Regions from separate parts of the Homo sapiens genome. Here region 2 is linked to region 1. Evidence: chromatin loops called from intact Hi-C (ENCODE). Cell type or tissue: heart right ventricle. All regions are shown on one strand.

Region 1 (8,000 bases):
GGAAGGAGCACCTTCTAACTGATCTTTGGGTTGGATAGACAGCCACCCGATTTCTTCATTGAGTAACATTTTATGTGCCAATGCTGCCCGCACCTCTGACTCCGATTCTACTTCTTGGTCCCTGTCTTCTGTGGGAAAGGTGTAGGGGGATGGGCTCTCAAACTCTGCCACCCTACAAAGCATTGCACACGATGATCTGGCATTTCCACAAAGATTGAGTTGCAAGCTGATTTACCATAGCATTGTGTATGAAATAGGTAGTGAAACAGGTGGAAATAACCCAAACATTTAACAGTGAGGAATTAAATTAATTATAATGCAGTGGCACGATGAAATGTTATTCACTTAGTAAAAGTTGTCATAAGATTATGTTTATATGTAGATGTGGAATGAGGTTCATGAGGAAAAGGAGCAGGCTGCAAAGCAGAGTGTGTCCTGCGATGAATGCATACCATTACCCCGCGCCGGGCACTGTGCACCTTCGGAGGTATTTATCATCAGCCCCATTTTTTAGACGAAGAAACTGAGAGGCTCAGAGTTAGTCACTTGCTCAAGGTCTCACAGCAGCTAAATGGTGTTTTAGCTGGGGTTTGAATCCAGGCCCACCATGCTAAACCATGTAAAACACTATGAGAAGATAACACAGAAGGGTATGTTAAAATGTTTAGTGTAGGCCAGGCACGGTGGCTCACGCTTGTAATCCCAGAACTTTGGGAGGCCGATGCAGGTGCATCACTTGAGGTCGGGAGTTTGAGACCAGCCTGACTAACATGGAGAAACCCCATCTCTACTAGAAGTACAAAAATTAGCTGGGCGTGGTGGTGTGCGCCTTTAGTCCCAGCTACTTGGGAGGCTGAGGCAGGAGAATCGCTTGAACCTGGGAGGCAAAGGTTGCAGTGAGCCGAGATTGCACCACTGCACTCCAGCCTGGGCAACAAGAGCGAAACTCTGTCTCAAAAAAAAAAAAAAAAAGTTTAGTGTATTTCTGGGTGGCAGGATTACTGGTCATTTTCATTTTCTTCTGTTTATATTTCTATTTTTTATGATGAGTAGGTATTGCATACTGAACAAAAGGCTTCCATAAAGTCTTTTTAAAAAGATGTCAGGGCTGGAGTTAGCTTCTCTATAGCAGCAGCCCATGGGTAGGCTGCCTACAGAAACCAGGTGCTAAAGCCACCCCGTCCCTGTCCCATCAGCCTAGTGTGCTTCCCTCTCTGGAAAGCCTATCATGCTCTCCTGACCCTCCTTCATATTCAGAACAGTGGGGAAGAAAGAGGGATGGGGGAGAGTTCCCAGTAGGGGCCATGCCAAGGGGTCATTGTCTGGCAGCAGTGGACTTCCCTCTGTGGCTAAGCGGGAGCCACTTGCTCTGTAGCTTGGACCCCTCTATTTTGCCTCCACAGGCCATTGAGAAACTAGTCGCTCTTCTCAACACGCTGGACAGGTGGATTGATGAGACTCCTCCAGTGGACCAGCCCTCTCGGTTTGGGAATAAGGCATACAGGACCTGGTATGCCAAACTTGATGAGGTGAGGCTGCCACAGGACAGGCCAGGGACTGGGCTGGCAGTGAGGGTGGTTCTGGCACCAGTTGGGGAAGGGCCTGCATTGTATAGCGCTTCTAGGCATATACAAATCTCAGTTTGTTAAAATGTCAATTTCACTTAGCAAAATTACAAATGAGTTTATACTCTGCTTGGTCATCTTCTGGGAAACACGACTGTGCACATACGGCCCTCTGCACTACAAGGCTGTTTATTAAGTCACTGTATTACAGCAAACTGGAAATGTTCCAAGTATCCATCTGTAGGGGATTATTTAAATAAATTAGTCCATCAATATCATGGAGTACTGTGCAGCTATAAAAAGGAATTTTTTTTATTTTTTATTTTATCTTTTTTTTTTTTTAGACGGAGTCTCGCTGTGTTGCCCAGGCTGGAGTGCAGTGGCGCAGTCTTGGCTCACTGCAAGCTCCACCTCCTGGGTTCACGCCATTCTCCTGCCTCAGCCTTCCGAGTAGCTGGGACTACAGGCACCCACCACCACGCCCGGCTAATTTTTTGTATTTTTCGTAGAGACGGGGTTTCACCGTGTTAGCCAGGATGGTCTTGATCTCCTGACCTTGTGATCCGCCCATCTCGGCCTCCCAAAGTGCTGGGATTACAGGTGTGAGCCACCACGCTCGGCCCCAAAAAGGAATTTTTTTCATAGCTGGGCACGGTGGCTCATACATGTAATCTCAGAATTCGGGGAGGTTAAGGCGGGAGGATCACTTGAGCCCAGGAGTTTGTGAGTAGGTTGGGCAACATAGCAAGACCCCGTTACTGCAAAAAATAAGAAATGGTGGTGCACACCTTTGGTCCCAGCTGCTTGGGTGGCTGAAGCAGGAGAATGACTTGAGCTCTGGAGTTTGAGGCTGCAGTGAGCTATGATGGAGCCATTGCACACCCACTTGGAATGCTAGCTGCATACTCCATGGTGTGGATGGACTAGTCTATTGAACTGATCCTCTACTGATGTTTTTATTTTTGAATCTTACGAAGGTGTTACCTATTCAAAGCAAACAAAAATAAAAATGCAGGATCTCAGACCCTGTCTAGAAAAGCAGAGTCTACAGGTCTGGGTAGGGACTGGGAACCTGGATTTTTACTAGCTTTCCAGGAGATGGCTCATGCCAGTTGTCTACAACTGAGCTTAAGGAAATTTGGGTCCTAATTGCTCTGGCCCAATATTTTCACATAGAGCAGAGGGGAGGACTCAGGACCCAGTGAAGTGCTGTTCCCAAGAGACGCCCGGGCCTGCCTCTGGACTCTTAAGATGGTACATGATCTTTTTTTTTTTTTTTTCCTGTTGTTCAGGCTGGAGTGCAGTGGCATGATCTCAGCTCCCTGCAGCCTTGACCTCCTGGGCTCAAGCAATCGTCCTGCCTCAGCCTCCCAAGTTGCTGGGACTACAGCATGCGCCACCATGCTTGGCTAATTTTTGTGTTTTTAGTAGAGACGGGGTTTCATCATGTTGGCCAGGCTGATCTCGAAATCCTGGCCTCAGGTGATCCGCCCACCTTGGCCTCCTAAAGTGTTGGAATTACAGGTGTGAGCCACTGCTCCCAGCCTTAAGTTATATCTTAAAGCTGACAAATCATAGCTTTACAGCTTGATGGATTTTTACATGTTTTTACTCATGGACTCACCACTCATGCCAAGTTTTTTACCCATGGATTCACCACTCATGTCAAGCAATAGAACATTCTAGCTGGAGTGCTCCCCTTCCCAATTGATATCGCCCAGATTATTCTGATTTCTATTCCATAAATTGATTTTTTTCCATGTTTCTGAACTTCGTATAACTCTCTGGCTTCTTTTGCTCAATGTCATGTCTGAGATTCATCCATGTTTTCATGTCTAGCTATAGGTCTTTTTCTTTGCTGTGTAGTATTCTATTGTATGAATATACCACAATTTATTCATTTCACTGTTGATGGACATTTCCATTGCATTTCCACCTTTTGGCTACTCTAAACAGTGCTGTTGTGAACATTCTTCTGCACGTCTTTTGATGGCACATGACACCAGCTCTTGCTGACCTGAGAGTGTGAAGGAAGGTGGCCTGTGTGGGAATCATAGCACTGACCTTCCAGAGTCTCTGTGGGGCTCCAGTGAGTTACCACATGGGAGGGTTGAGGCTTTTTTCCAGATTCCTCCTGTTTTGCCCCTAGACTCCTGTGCCCTGGAAAAATCAGTTGATGATAAGTCGCCTGGGTAGTCTTCTGCTGTGGAAGAATAAATGCTGTCCCTCCCCTTCCTTCTGTGGCCTGTCAGAACAGGAACCAAGCTGGCCTGGCAAGGCAGTGTGGGCCCCCAGTCAGGTGCTGCCCCTGGGCACCTGCCCACTGGGATGCTGCTTAATATGCTGCCACCACTTTGTGTCTCTTGTGTTACCAGGAAGCAGAAAACTTGGTGGCCACAGTGGTCCCTACCCATCTGGCAGCTGCTGTGCCTGAGGTGGCTGTTTACCTAAAGGAGTCAGTGGGGAACTCCACGCGCATTGACTACGGCACAGGTATCTGCTGCTTGTGGGGCTCTGTACTTATCTAGCTTCACTGCTTTCTGTTTTGGGCTTCAGGTGGTCTCTGGGCCCTCTGAGCAAGTGAGAGCAATCAAGAATTCGCCAAGCACCTGCAACCTATTGGGGCCAGCTGGGGTTAGGGTGGCTTCACCGGCAGGGAGGGCGTAGGCATGCAGGGAGGCCCGGATGCTGCAGCTCTGCTGTGGTCCACCAGGGGGAGCTGATGCCCCGTGCATGGTGCTTGCGCAGCGCTGCTTTCTGTTCTTGTGAAAATGGTCTCTGAGCTCCTCATCATCACCAAAATAATTATTAATTGAGCACTTACTGTGTGTCAAGGCAGCAGCTTACTGAAGCTTTGAGAAATGGGAACGCTTCTTGGTGGCCTTTGCAGTGTCGTGGCACACCCTCTCCCTTGAACCCCTTGTCTCTTAGCCACATTCTCTGTGCTATTGGGCTGTTTGGATCTGTGGTCCATGTAAGCCAAGGGACCTGGACTTTGAGGAGAGGGAGTGTGTGGACACTTTAAAAGGGAAGTGTAGACAGGTGCAGTGGTGCGTGCCTGTAATCCTAGCACTTTTGGAGGCTGAGGGGGAGGATTGCCTGAGCTCAGGAGTTTAAGACCAGCCTAGGCAACGTAGCAAGACTCCATCTCTTTTTTAAAAATTTATTTTAAGTTATTTTTATTTATATATTTATTTTTTTGAGACAGGGTCTTGCTTTGTCACCCGGGCTGCAGTGCAGTGATGTGATCTTGGCCCACTGCAGCCTTGACCTCCCGGGCCCAAGTGATCCTCTCACCTCTGCATCTCCCCACTCCCCAGTACCTGGGACTACAGGTGTGCACCACCAGCCTGGCAATTTATTTATTTATTTGAGACAGAGTCTCACTCTGTTGCCCAGGCTGGAGTGCAGTGGCATGATCTTGGCTCACTGCAACCTCCACCTCCTGGGTTCAAGCGATTATTCTGCTGGGACTATAGGCACACACCACCATACCTGGCTAATTTTAGTGTTTTTGGTAGAGACAGGGTTTCACCATGTTGGCCAGGCTGGTCTCGAACTCCTGACCTCTGGTGAGGTCACTTCTCCACCCACCTTGGCCTCCCAAAGTGCTGGGACTGGGATTACAGGCGTGAGCCACTGCGCCCAGCTGATTGTTTTGTATTTTTTGTAGAGATGGGGTTTTGCCATGTTGCCTGGGCTGGTCTTGAACTCCTGAGCTCAAGCTGTTCTCCCACCTCAGCCTCCCAAAGTGCTCAGATTACAGGTGCAAGCCACCATGCTGAGACCCCATCTCTCAAAAATATAAAAGGGAGGTGTTCTCTAGGTCAGGGCATGGCCTGTGGAGCCACCATGCTGAGACCCCATCTCTCAAAAATATAGAAGGGAGGCATTCTCTGTGTCAGGGCACGGCCTGTCGAGCCACCATGCTGAGACCCCATCTCTCAAAAATAGAGAAGGGAGGCGTTCTCTAGGTCAGGGCCTGGCCTGTGCAGCTAAGGAGGACCTCTGCTTTGGTGAGGGCCCGCCTTCCTTCCCTGAGGCAGGCAGATGGGGCACCGCTCAGCCCTCCCCTTGTCTGGGGAATGTGATCCACAGGAGGGAGCCCCAGCCACAGAGGCAGGCCCTGGAGAAGGGCCCTCTTGGACCGGGTGGGGCTTTGACTAAGACCAGCAGGAAAAGATCAAAGAGGGAAGACTGGCCAGGTCAGCAGGGGTTGGTGCCCCAGCTGCATGTGAACCCCTGAACAATGGGAGCCTGGGCCCTGTCTGGTCATAATTGGAAACTGTGGCAGGGGAAGGAAACTGAGCTCACAAGCTTCCAGGCCCTGGAGGGGTCTTCGTCCTCCAGAGACAGGACAGAAGTATTCTCTGACACATTCTCTTCTCACCTCCCTCCAGATAGGTTTTGTGTGACATTGTGAACAATGGGATTCAATCACAGTCCAGTGAGTTGTTCCTACAGTGCAGACCATTCCTGTTTGATATGACTGGGAAAGGAAGGAGGATACTTTTTCACCCTGTAATCTGATCATGTGTTCCCTGCTTAGAAGCCTGCAGTGGCTCCCTATTGCTCTTAGGGTAAAGTCTGAGCTCTTTCCTATGGCCAAAAGGCCCATGTGACCTGTAGCCTCCTGTCATTACACGTTCTCCCTTGCTCTCACTGCCTTCGACATACTGGCCTCCTTAGTGTTCCTCAAACAGATCAAACTTTTTCTTGCCTCAAGGCCTGTGCACATGCTATTCCTTCTGGCTAGAATGCATTTCTTGCTTCCCTCACTCCCTTTGCCTTGCCAGCTCACATCTTTCAGATTTCAGATTAGATGTTACTTCCTTAGGGGAAACCTTGAACCCTTACGTCAGGGTCCTTCTGTGATATCCTCCAGTTAGTACCCTGTCTTTCTCCTTCAGAGCTGGAATCATAGTAGTGACTGTATATTTATAATGTCTGTTGTCCCTGATAGATCATAAACTTTCTGAGGGCAAGGACTTACTTGTCACTGTCTCCTAGTGCGTAACATGGACAGTGACTGCTTACATAGTAGGTGCTCAGTAAATATGGTGGAATTGCTGAGTGAGTTAAACCTACGTAATGAAATGTAAATGTCCAGCCCGGGTCTTTTACGAGTGGAATTATAGTACTGGTAGTTCTTTTTTTTTTTTTTTTTTTTTTTTTTTTGAGACAGTCTCACTTTGTCACCCAGGCTGGAGTGCAGTGGCCTTATCATGGCTCACTGCAGCCTCAACCTCCTGGGCTCAGGAGATCCTCCATCTCAGCCTCCTGAGTAGTTGGGACCACAGGCACATGCCACCATGTCTGGCTAATTTTTGTATTTTTTGTAGAGACAGGGTTTTGCCATGTTGGCCAGGCTGATCTCAAACTCCTGAGCTCAAGCAAGCTGCCTGCCTCAGCCTCCTGAAGTGCTGGGATTACAGGCATGAGCCACCATGCACGGCCAGTACTGGTATTATAGTTCTTGAAAGGAAAGGGCCTAGCAAGTCTTTCTGAATGGGGAAGAGGTCTCATTGTCTCCATGTTGACCACCCTCCTCAGAGGGGCACTTATCAATGATTCGGATTCTGGGAGACTAAAACAATCCCAGTCCTTTACCTGGACTACTGTCAACGCTGGTTGTTTTTCTCCTCCAGGGCATGAGGCAGCCTTCGCTGCTTTCCTCTGCTGTCTCTGCAAGATTGGGGTGCTCCGGGTGGATGACCAAATAGCTATTGTCTTCAAGGTGTTCAATCGGTGAGAGAAAGGACAGGAGGGTTGGAGGAGGGGGCGTGAGGGGCCATCTGTTTCCTCCTCAAACTGGGAAATGGGGTGCTCTAGGGTTCTCCTGAGTAGCTCATGGTTCTCTTGTCCTGTCCTAATCAAGCTCTGGCTGTGGATGGAGTGTCCAAGCCTTTTTTCCAACAGGTTCAAATTAACCTCCAAGTAAAAGCAAGTGAAAGAATTGTCACATAGGCCGGGCGCGGTGGCTCACGCCTGTAATCCCAGGACTTTGGGAGGCCCAGGCAGGCGGATCACGAGGTCAGGTGTTCGACACCAGCCTGGCCAACATGATGAAACCCCGTCTCTACTAAAAATACAAGAATTAGCTGGGCGTGGTGGCACTCGCCTGTAATTCCAGCTACTCAGGAGGCTGAGGCAGAAGAATTGCTTGAACCCAGGAGGCGGAGGTTGCAGTGAGCTGAGATCGTGCCACTGTACTCCAGCCTGGGTGACAGAGTGAGACTCTGTCTTAAAAAAAAAAAGAATTGTCACATAATGTCTGCCAGTATTGACACAGTGTTGACCATATGGAGGAAGAATTCTAAGCACTTTATGTATAACTCATTAATTCTAACAACAACCCTATGAAATAGCAACTGTTATTTCCATTTTACATATGAGGAAACTGAGGCACAGAGATATCCGGTGTCTTCACTGGGT
Region 2 (8,000 bases), 650 kb after region 1:
GCTGGCCAGGCTAGTCTCGAACTCTCACCTCAAGTGATCCACCCACCTTGGCCTCCCAAAGTGCAGGGATTACAGGCGTGAATCAGCGTACCCTGCCACATTAAACCTTTTTTTTTTTTAGACAGAGTCTGGCTCTGTCACCATGCTGGAGTGCAGTGGTATGATGTTGGCTCACTGCAACCTCCGCCTCCCAGGTTCAAGTGATTCTCTTCCCTCAGCCTCCTAAGCAGCTGGGACTACAGGCGTGCGCCACCACACCTGGCTAATTTTTGTATTTTTAGTAGAGACAGGGTTTCACCATGTTGGCCAGGATGGTCTCGATCTCTTGATCTCATGATCCACCCACCTCGGCCTCCCAAAGTGCTGGGATTACAGGTGTGAGCCACCGCACCCAGCCACATTAAACTTTCTTGACCCATTTGCAGACAAGGGGAATCCGAGTCCTGGAGAGGCCAAGTAACCTGCCCACGATGGCCCATCAGCTAAGGAGCAGGAAGGAGAGAAGCTCTGAGCCCCTGCCTGGTTACCACCAGGCTCTACTGCTTCCTAGCTGAGCACCATACTGAGCCTCACTTCTTCCTTCTCTAAAATGGACATGATAATAGACCTTCCTCCTAGGATTACTGAGATAGTCCAGGTAGGAAATCATACCTGGTGTTACATGTAAGCTATCACTGCTATTGGTATTGCTGTTGTTATTTCAACAACTGAGACTCAACCAGGCCAGGCTAATCCCAGAGGCAAAGCTTTTATGCAGAGGACAAGCTTTTAACCAGTCCCACCAGCTAAAAGGGGTAGAAAGTGAGTAAACCAACCACATTTACTCTGAGACAGTCAACAAATACACAGCAGCCGCTTAGGACACACAAGGAAGTTAACTCATCCCCCTCATGACCTTGGGTCGCCAGGGTTAGATGTGCTTCTGCCAACATAGCCCGAGGAGGAGGGAGTGTTTTGTGGGAGCCGCTTAACACCCTGTCCTCCGCACCCGGTGAGGTCAGCACCCACTTTCCCACAACTATTGGGTAAACATACACCCAGCAAACCCTGCCTGAGGCCCAGGGCCAGGGACTCACGTGTGAAGGTCTGCAGCCTTCCACTGACTATTAGTGCAATGGGGTAGAGACTGGTAGAGAAAGCATTGTCTCAGGCTGGGTGCAGTGGCTCATGCCTGTAATCTCAGCACTTTGGGAGATCGAGGCAGGAGGATCACTTGAGCCTTAGGAGTCTGAGACCAGCCTGGGCAATACAGGGAGATCTTGTCTCTACAAAAAGTTAAAAAAAAAAAAAATAGCCAGGCATGGTGGTGTATGTCTGTGGTCCTAGCTACTTAGGAGGCTGAGGAGGGAGGATCACTTGAGGCTGGGAGGTCGAGGCTGCAGTGAGCCATGATCATGCCACTGCACTCCAACCTAGGTGCAAGAAAGAAAGAAAAGAAAGAGAGAAAGAGAGACAGAGAGAAAGAAAGAAAGGAAGAAAAAAGAAAGAAAGAAAGAAACAAAGAAACAAACAAACAAAGAAGGAAGGAAAGAAACAAAGAAAGAAAGAAACCAACAAAGAAAGAAAGAAAGAAGGAAGGAAGGAAAGAAAGAAAGAAACAAAGAAAGAAAGAAAGAAAGAAAGAAAGAAAGAAAGAAAGAAAGGAAGGAAGGAAGGGGAGAGAGAAGGAAGGGAGGGAGGGAGGGAGGGAGGGAGGAAGGAAGAAAGGGAGGGAAGGATGGGTTTGTCTCTCAACGTAAGAACCAAAATGAAGACATGTGTGTCTACCAGGTGAGGAGAGAAGTACGGAGAAGAAAGGGGAGGGTTGGTGGGTCCCCCAGGAGCCTGGTTGGCTGGTTGGAAACCAGAGGGTGTACTGGACAAGGCCCAGAATGCGGACCTGCCTGGGCCCCAATAAGGGGTCCCTCCCCATCCACAGGTAGACGCATCGCCCCGAGGTAGACACATGTCCCCTAGGGAAGAAGCCTTCGGCTACTCCTCACGTGCAAGTCACATGCTCCTCTCCCTGCTGGCACCACCATGGCCACAGCTGATGGGCAGGGGTGAGCACCTGGCTGCAAGCAGCCAATGGCGAGGCCAGCCAGCAGCCAATGAAATCAACAGCCCGATGTGGGCCTGGGCTGAGACCCACCCCCCAGAGGAGGCTGGGCTCGTGGCCAAGGACTCGGCTGCCAGCAGCAGGAGCGGCCACAAGAATGTGTACCCCTGGGGATGACAAGAAGCCCCTACAGTGAAATCCACTTCGGCTCTTCACGGGCCCTGGGGTCTTCACCTGGGTCCTGTGCCCACGAGGTCTTGGGCCCCAGCATCCTCACAGTAAACCCCTTTATCCCGGGGTCCTCAGTGCACGTCTGGCCCAGCAACGGCAATGAAACCAACAAACTGCCACACACTAGAGCTGGGTCCTGCGGCTCTGCCACCTGCTCTGTCAAACGCTGGGGTCCCCAGAAGCCACGGCCCCTGCCAAAGGTCATTTTGGGTCTCATTTGTCATCTGGGTACTTAGGGTAAAACGATATTTTCTGTGCAAGCCCCTCATTGCTTCCCTGTCTCTCCCATCCCCTAACTCCACCACCATGAAGGCCTCCCTGCTCTCACCCACTCCAAGAGCTGGATTTTCCCTGGCACAGAGAGCATAGCACCGACCCAGACAAGCCCTTTGCCACATGCGTCCTGCCAGGCATGATTCTGGCCACAAGGATGCATCAACTGCCACTGGAGCTGTGGGTGTGTTGTCACTGTGAAGCACATTGCAGCAGCAGCTGAGAGGAGAGACCAACCAGCACCCTGGGGAGGGGGCTGCATGCAGAGGTTGGGAAGTCACACTTTGGCTTCAAGCCAAGCAGAAGATCTGGCCCAAGAAAACAGGCTCATACCTCCTGGACAGGGTGGCCAAGAGACAGAGCTTCAGCTCAGGCTGGGACGCCAGTTGGGCAATAAAATTAATGACAATAATTATTATTATATAACAATGTTGATGACATTACTGGCCAACTTTACCTGCCAGACACTATGCTTGGTGCTTTATGTAGATCAGTTCATTGCCCTCATGTAGCAATCCTAGGAGGTGGGTCTATTATTATCTCTATTTTATTTTATTTTATTTTATATTTTTTAGAGGCAGAGTCTTGCTCTGTCACCCAGGCTGGAGTGCAATGGTGTGATCTTGGCTCACTGCAACCTCTGGCTCCCAGTCTCAAGCAATTCTCCTGCCTCAGCCTCCCGAGTAGCTGGGACTTCAGGTGCGTGCCACCACACCTGGCTAATTTTTTTTGTATTTTTTAGTAGAGACAGGGTTTCACCATGTTTGCCAGGCTGGTTTTGAACTCCTGACCTCAGGTGATCCACCTGCCTTGGCCTCCCAAAGTGCTGGGATTACAGGCATGAGCTACCTCGCCCGGCCTAATATCCCCATTTTAGAGATGAGAAAATTGAGGTTCAGAGGAGTGACATGACTTAACCAATGTCTGTGCTAAACTACAGTAAGATAGATAGATAGATAGATAGATAGATAGATAGATAGATAGATAGATAGATAGATAGATACCTATGTCTAACTACCTACCTACCTACCTATTGACCTATCTACCTACCTACCAACCTGCCTATCTCTCTATCTATGTGATATATATGAAAAAGACTCTTCAGAGAACTGACTCTGCTGATGCCCAGAATAGGGTGCGGGAGACTCATCAAGCTGATCTCCCATGCTGGGCCCAGCTGGATGTTCTGACTTTACCCAGAGTATCCAGATTTCAATTAACTATCTCGGAACCACAGTAAAGGAGCGTGTGCGCTATAGTTGATTGCTCAGCCCGAGCACAGGGCTGGGTAATCTTACTCCCAGAGGGTTCTGAGGTTGGAGCCTGGAATGGACCAGCTCTCTCCCTTGCCATTCAGCCCCACCCCCACCCCTGGAGCCAGGGACTCAAGCAGCCCAGCTTGACAGTCCTGGGAGGCCTGACCCCCGGCTGGGATCTCGTCATCAGCAATGCACCCAGGCTCTGGGGACAGCATGGTCTAGGGCCTCTGAATTGGCCATTATCCTAGCGGGAAGAAATGCTTCTCCCTCCAGGCTGAAAGCTGTCTTTGCTCCCAGTGATCACTTGCTCCCCAGCTCTGCACAGATTGACCCGCACACCTAGGCAGGCAAACACAGCAGTCCTAAGACCAAGAGCCAGGGTGAGGCCCTGGCAGAACAGCCATTGGAATGGGATGCCGGAGTGTCCCCAGATGGCGCCCGGGGGTGGGGTGGACCTCTTGCCACAGCAGAGTCTCCAACTGGAGCCTGGGGTTCACCCAAGACAGCCGTGGCCCTCCCTCTCACCACTTACCCCGTCCCCAGGCGCCTCTGCCTGAGCTCATCAGGCAATGACCGCAGTGACGTCACCCGGGAGGCCACGGCCAGCTTGAAATCCAGGGAGCTCCAGGATCCTGCCTGCTCCTCCCTCTCTCTCTAGCATGACTCAGGCAGGGACTGGCCCTGGGCTGCGGAAAGGCTCTCCACTTTTACACAATTGCTTTCCTCACTCAAACCACAGGCCCTGTGGGGGCCCCCTCCTCTGTCTCTCAACCCTCTGCGGTTAGGGTTCAGATGCTGGGCAGATGAAGACCCTGTTTGCTGCGAGAAGCCAAGACCAAGCCTCAGGAAATTGCCACAGTGAAGGGAAGCTTCCTCCGGAGACACCCTCTGCCTTGCACTACTGGGTCCCGTCAGAGCTTCTTCATCCTCCCTCCTCCCTCCTCCTCTTCCCATCTCCTCCTCCCCTTTCCTCTTCTCTAACCAAGAAAGTGACTTGATAACTAAATTCAACTTGTTAGTGACAGGACCTATGATTTTTCCAAAGGGTTGCTATATTTCTGAAAAACAAAGTCTGGTAGTAGAACATGTGTTCATTCATTCATTCATTCACGGAGGCGTGGAAGAGCAGTTAAAATCACGGTCAGACACCCTGTGGGTGTGTCCCAGCTCCTCTGCCATTCGCCACCTTTGCAACCATGGCCCAGTGACTTCCAGTCACTCCCCCATCCCCTCATGTGGGCTATGTTCTGGCTTGTTAAGATGAGGCTTGCTGGGGGCTCCCGGCAGTTAGGACCCGCCCAGGGCAAGGTGATGATTAGGAGAAAGGCTGAGGCTGGGCGAGGTGGCTCACGCCTGTAATCCCAGCACTTTCGGAGGCCTAGGCGGGAGGATCACATGAGGTCAGAGGTTCGAGACCAGCTTGGCCAACATGGTGAAACCCCATCTGTACTAAAAATACAAAAAATTAGCTGGGCGTGGTGGCCGGCACCTGCAATCCCAGCTACTCGGGAGGCTGAGGCAGGAGAATCGCTTGAACCTGGGAGGCGGAGGTTGCAGTGAGCTGAGATCGTGCCACTGCCCTCCAGCCTGGGTGACAGAGCAAGAATCTGTCTCAAAAAAAAAAAAAAGAAAAGAAAAGAAAAAAGAAAGAGGATGTCTCCAAAGGAGATGGGAGGGTTCTAGAAACCCAAATAGTAGAGTAGTAGAGACAGGCCCCAGGGGTGGAGAGGCCCAGGAAGGCAGATTTCTCCTTAATCACAAGGAAAGAAAGAACATTTTCTAGCAACAGAGAGGCTCTGGGGACATGGGATGCACAGCCTCAGGCCCACCTATCACTGAACATGTTCCAGCGTCCTGCAGAGGAGGGAGGCAGGCCTTGGAAAGTTCAGATTCCCCAAAGAGGAATGCATGGAAGCTTCTTTCCCTGCTGTCTACCTTAGTCAGCTCAGGCTGCCATAATAAAATGCCATTGCCAGGTGTGATGACTCACACCTGTAATCTCAGCACTTTGGAAGCCTGAGGCAGAAGGATCACTTGAACCCAGGAGTTCAGGACCAGCCTGGACAACATAGCAAGACCCCATCTCTAAAAAAAAAAAAAAAATAGCTAAGCGTGGTGGCATGCACCTGTAGTCCCAGCCACTTGGGATGCTGAAGCAGGAGGATGCCCTGAGCCCAGCCGTTTGAGGCTGCAGGGAGCCATGATGGTACCACTGCACTCCAGCCCAGGTGACAAAACAAGACCTTGGCTCTAAAATAAATAAATAAATAAATAAAATGCCACAGATTGGGTGCTTAAACAACAGGAATTTATTTCTTATGTTTGTGGAGACTGGGAAGTCCAAGATCCAGGTGCCTTCTCACTGTGTCCTTACATGGTGAGAGAGAGTAGAAGGAAGTTCCCTGGTGTCTCTTTTTATAAGGGTACTGATCCAATCTTGAGGGCCCCACCCTCATGACCTTATCAAACCCTAATCACCTCCGAAAGGCCCCAATCTCCAACGCCATCACATTGGGGATTTGGAGTTTGACGCACAAATTCTAGGGGGACACAATTCGGTCCTTAGCAAAAGGCCCCAATGGGTGTCTGCCCTGCCTCTCAGAACTGCACCCCACACCAGCAAAAGGGGGTGGCAACCTCCATGCTAGATTCCAATAGTATGTATGTATACATGTATGTATGTATGTATGTATGTATGTATGTATGTATGTATGTATTTATTTATTGAGATGGAGTTTTGCTCTTGTCGCCCGGCTGGAGTGCAGTGGTGCGATCTCAGCTCACTGCAACCTCCACCTCCTGGGTTCAAGCAGTTCGCCTGCTTCAGCCTCCCAAGTAGCTGGGATTACAGGCGCCTGCCACCAGGCGCCAGGGAAAAGACAAAGAAAGAAAAAGAAAGAAGAAAGAAAGAAAAAAGAGAGAGAGAGGGAGAGAGGAAGGAAAGAAGGAAGGAAGAAAGAAAGGAAGGAAGGAAAGAAGGGAAGGAGAGAGGGAAGGAAAAGAGACAGACAGAAAGAAAGAAAGAAAGAAAGAAAGAAAGGAAAAAGAGAGAGAAGGAGGGAGGGAGGGAAGGAAAAGACAGAGAAAGAAGAAAGAAAGAAAGAGGGAGAGAGGAAGGAAAGAAGGGAAGGAGGAGGGAGGGAAGGAGGGAGGGAGGGAAGGAAAAGACAGAAAGAAAGAGAAAGAAAGAAGAAAGAAAGAGGAAAGAAAGAAAGAAAAGAGAAAGAAAGAAAGAGAAAGAAAGGAAGGAAGAAAGAAAGAAAGGAAAGAAGGAAGGCAGGGGAGGGAGGAAGGAGGAAGGAAGGATTGATTGATTTTAAAAATGATTATTTAGGATCAGGCGCGGTGGCCTGTAATCCCAGCACTTTGGGATGCTGAGGCGGGCGGATCACCTGAGGTCAGGAATTCGAGACCAGCCTGGACAATATGGCGAAATCCCATCTCTACTAAAAACACAAAAATTGGCTGAGCGTGGTGGCCCATGCCTGTAATCCCAGCTGCTCAGGAGGCTGAGGAGTGAGAATCTCGAACCCAGGAGGCAGAAGTTGCAGTGAGCTGAGATTGCACCATTGCACTCCAGCCTGGAGGACACCACCTCTCTCCATAAAATGTGGGCAGTGGCACCTAGCAGAACGTTCTGAGGATTAAATGAGATTCAGGGTGCACTGCACTTTCCCCAGGCGCCTGGCCTGTGCAAGTTTTCACATGGGCTAGCAATGTTCATTAACCTGGATTCAATTCAGTCTGGGTTCTGGCTTCCCAAGACAACGAAATGCAAGGTTTAATCCTTGATTAGATCTTGAATTTAAAAAACAAAACAGGTTGGGCGTGGTGGCTCACGCCTGTAATCCCAGCACTTTGGGAGGCCTAGGCACGTGGATTACCTGAAGTCAGGAGTTGGAGACCAGCCTGGCCAACATGGCGAAACCCTGTCTCTACTAAAAATACAAAAATTAGCTAGGCATGGTGGCAGGTGCCTGTAATCCCAGCTACTCGAGAGGCTGAGGCAGGAGAATTGTTTGAACCTGGGAGGCGGAGGTTGCAGTGAGCTGAGATTGCGCCACTGCACTCCAGTCTGGGTGACAGAATGAGATCCCATCTCGAAAAAGAAATGAAAAGCAAAGCAAGACGGTATGGGTATTGTGGTTTTGGAAGAGCTCTCCTTAATCTTAGGAGATACATGATGAAGGGTGTAGGGG

What was found. A loop is a pair of places that touch in the nucleus more often than their neighbours do. Peaks named below come from ENCODE experiments on the same cell type or tissue, not always from the same donor. Only the 100,000 strongest peaks of a DNase experiment are listed, where the experiment ranks them.
Region 2: a loop joins it to region 1, with 4 times the contacts of the local background. A loop is called at or near these places in 77 of 110 quality-filtered maps.

What each region holds. Positions count from the first base shown.
Region 1 is chr9:129,127,582-129,135,581 of GRCh38, forward strand. PTPA (protein phosphatase 2 phosphatase activator) reads left to right here. Exons shown (of 10, transcript NM_178000.3): 4 at 1,404-1,529; 5 at 3,941-4,058; 6 at 7,214-7,313. Among named protein-coding and RNA genes, the nearest start is that of PTPA, 20 kb to the left of the region's middle. RefSeq lists enhancers at 1-187, 3,949-4,503, 5,597-6,097 and a silencer at 4,195-4,396. In heart right ventricle, CTCF peaks have their summits at 4,278 (motif pointing right) and 4,480; a DNase peak (open chromatin) is centred at 4,270; H3K27ac peaks cover 348 bases.
Region 2 is chr9:129,772,886-129,780,885 of GRCh38, forward strand. No RefSeq gene overlaps it. Among named protein-coding and RNA genes, the nearest start is that of PTGES, 24 kb to the left of the region's middle. RefSeq lists enhancers at 2,181-2,747, 4,139-4,654, 4,285-4,579. In heart right ventricle, no CTCF peak of the experiment used is centred here; DNase peaks (open chromatin) are centred at 1,035 and 4,396; H3K4me3 peaks cover 865 bases; H3K27ac peaks cover 1,239 bases.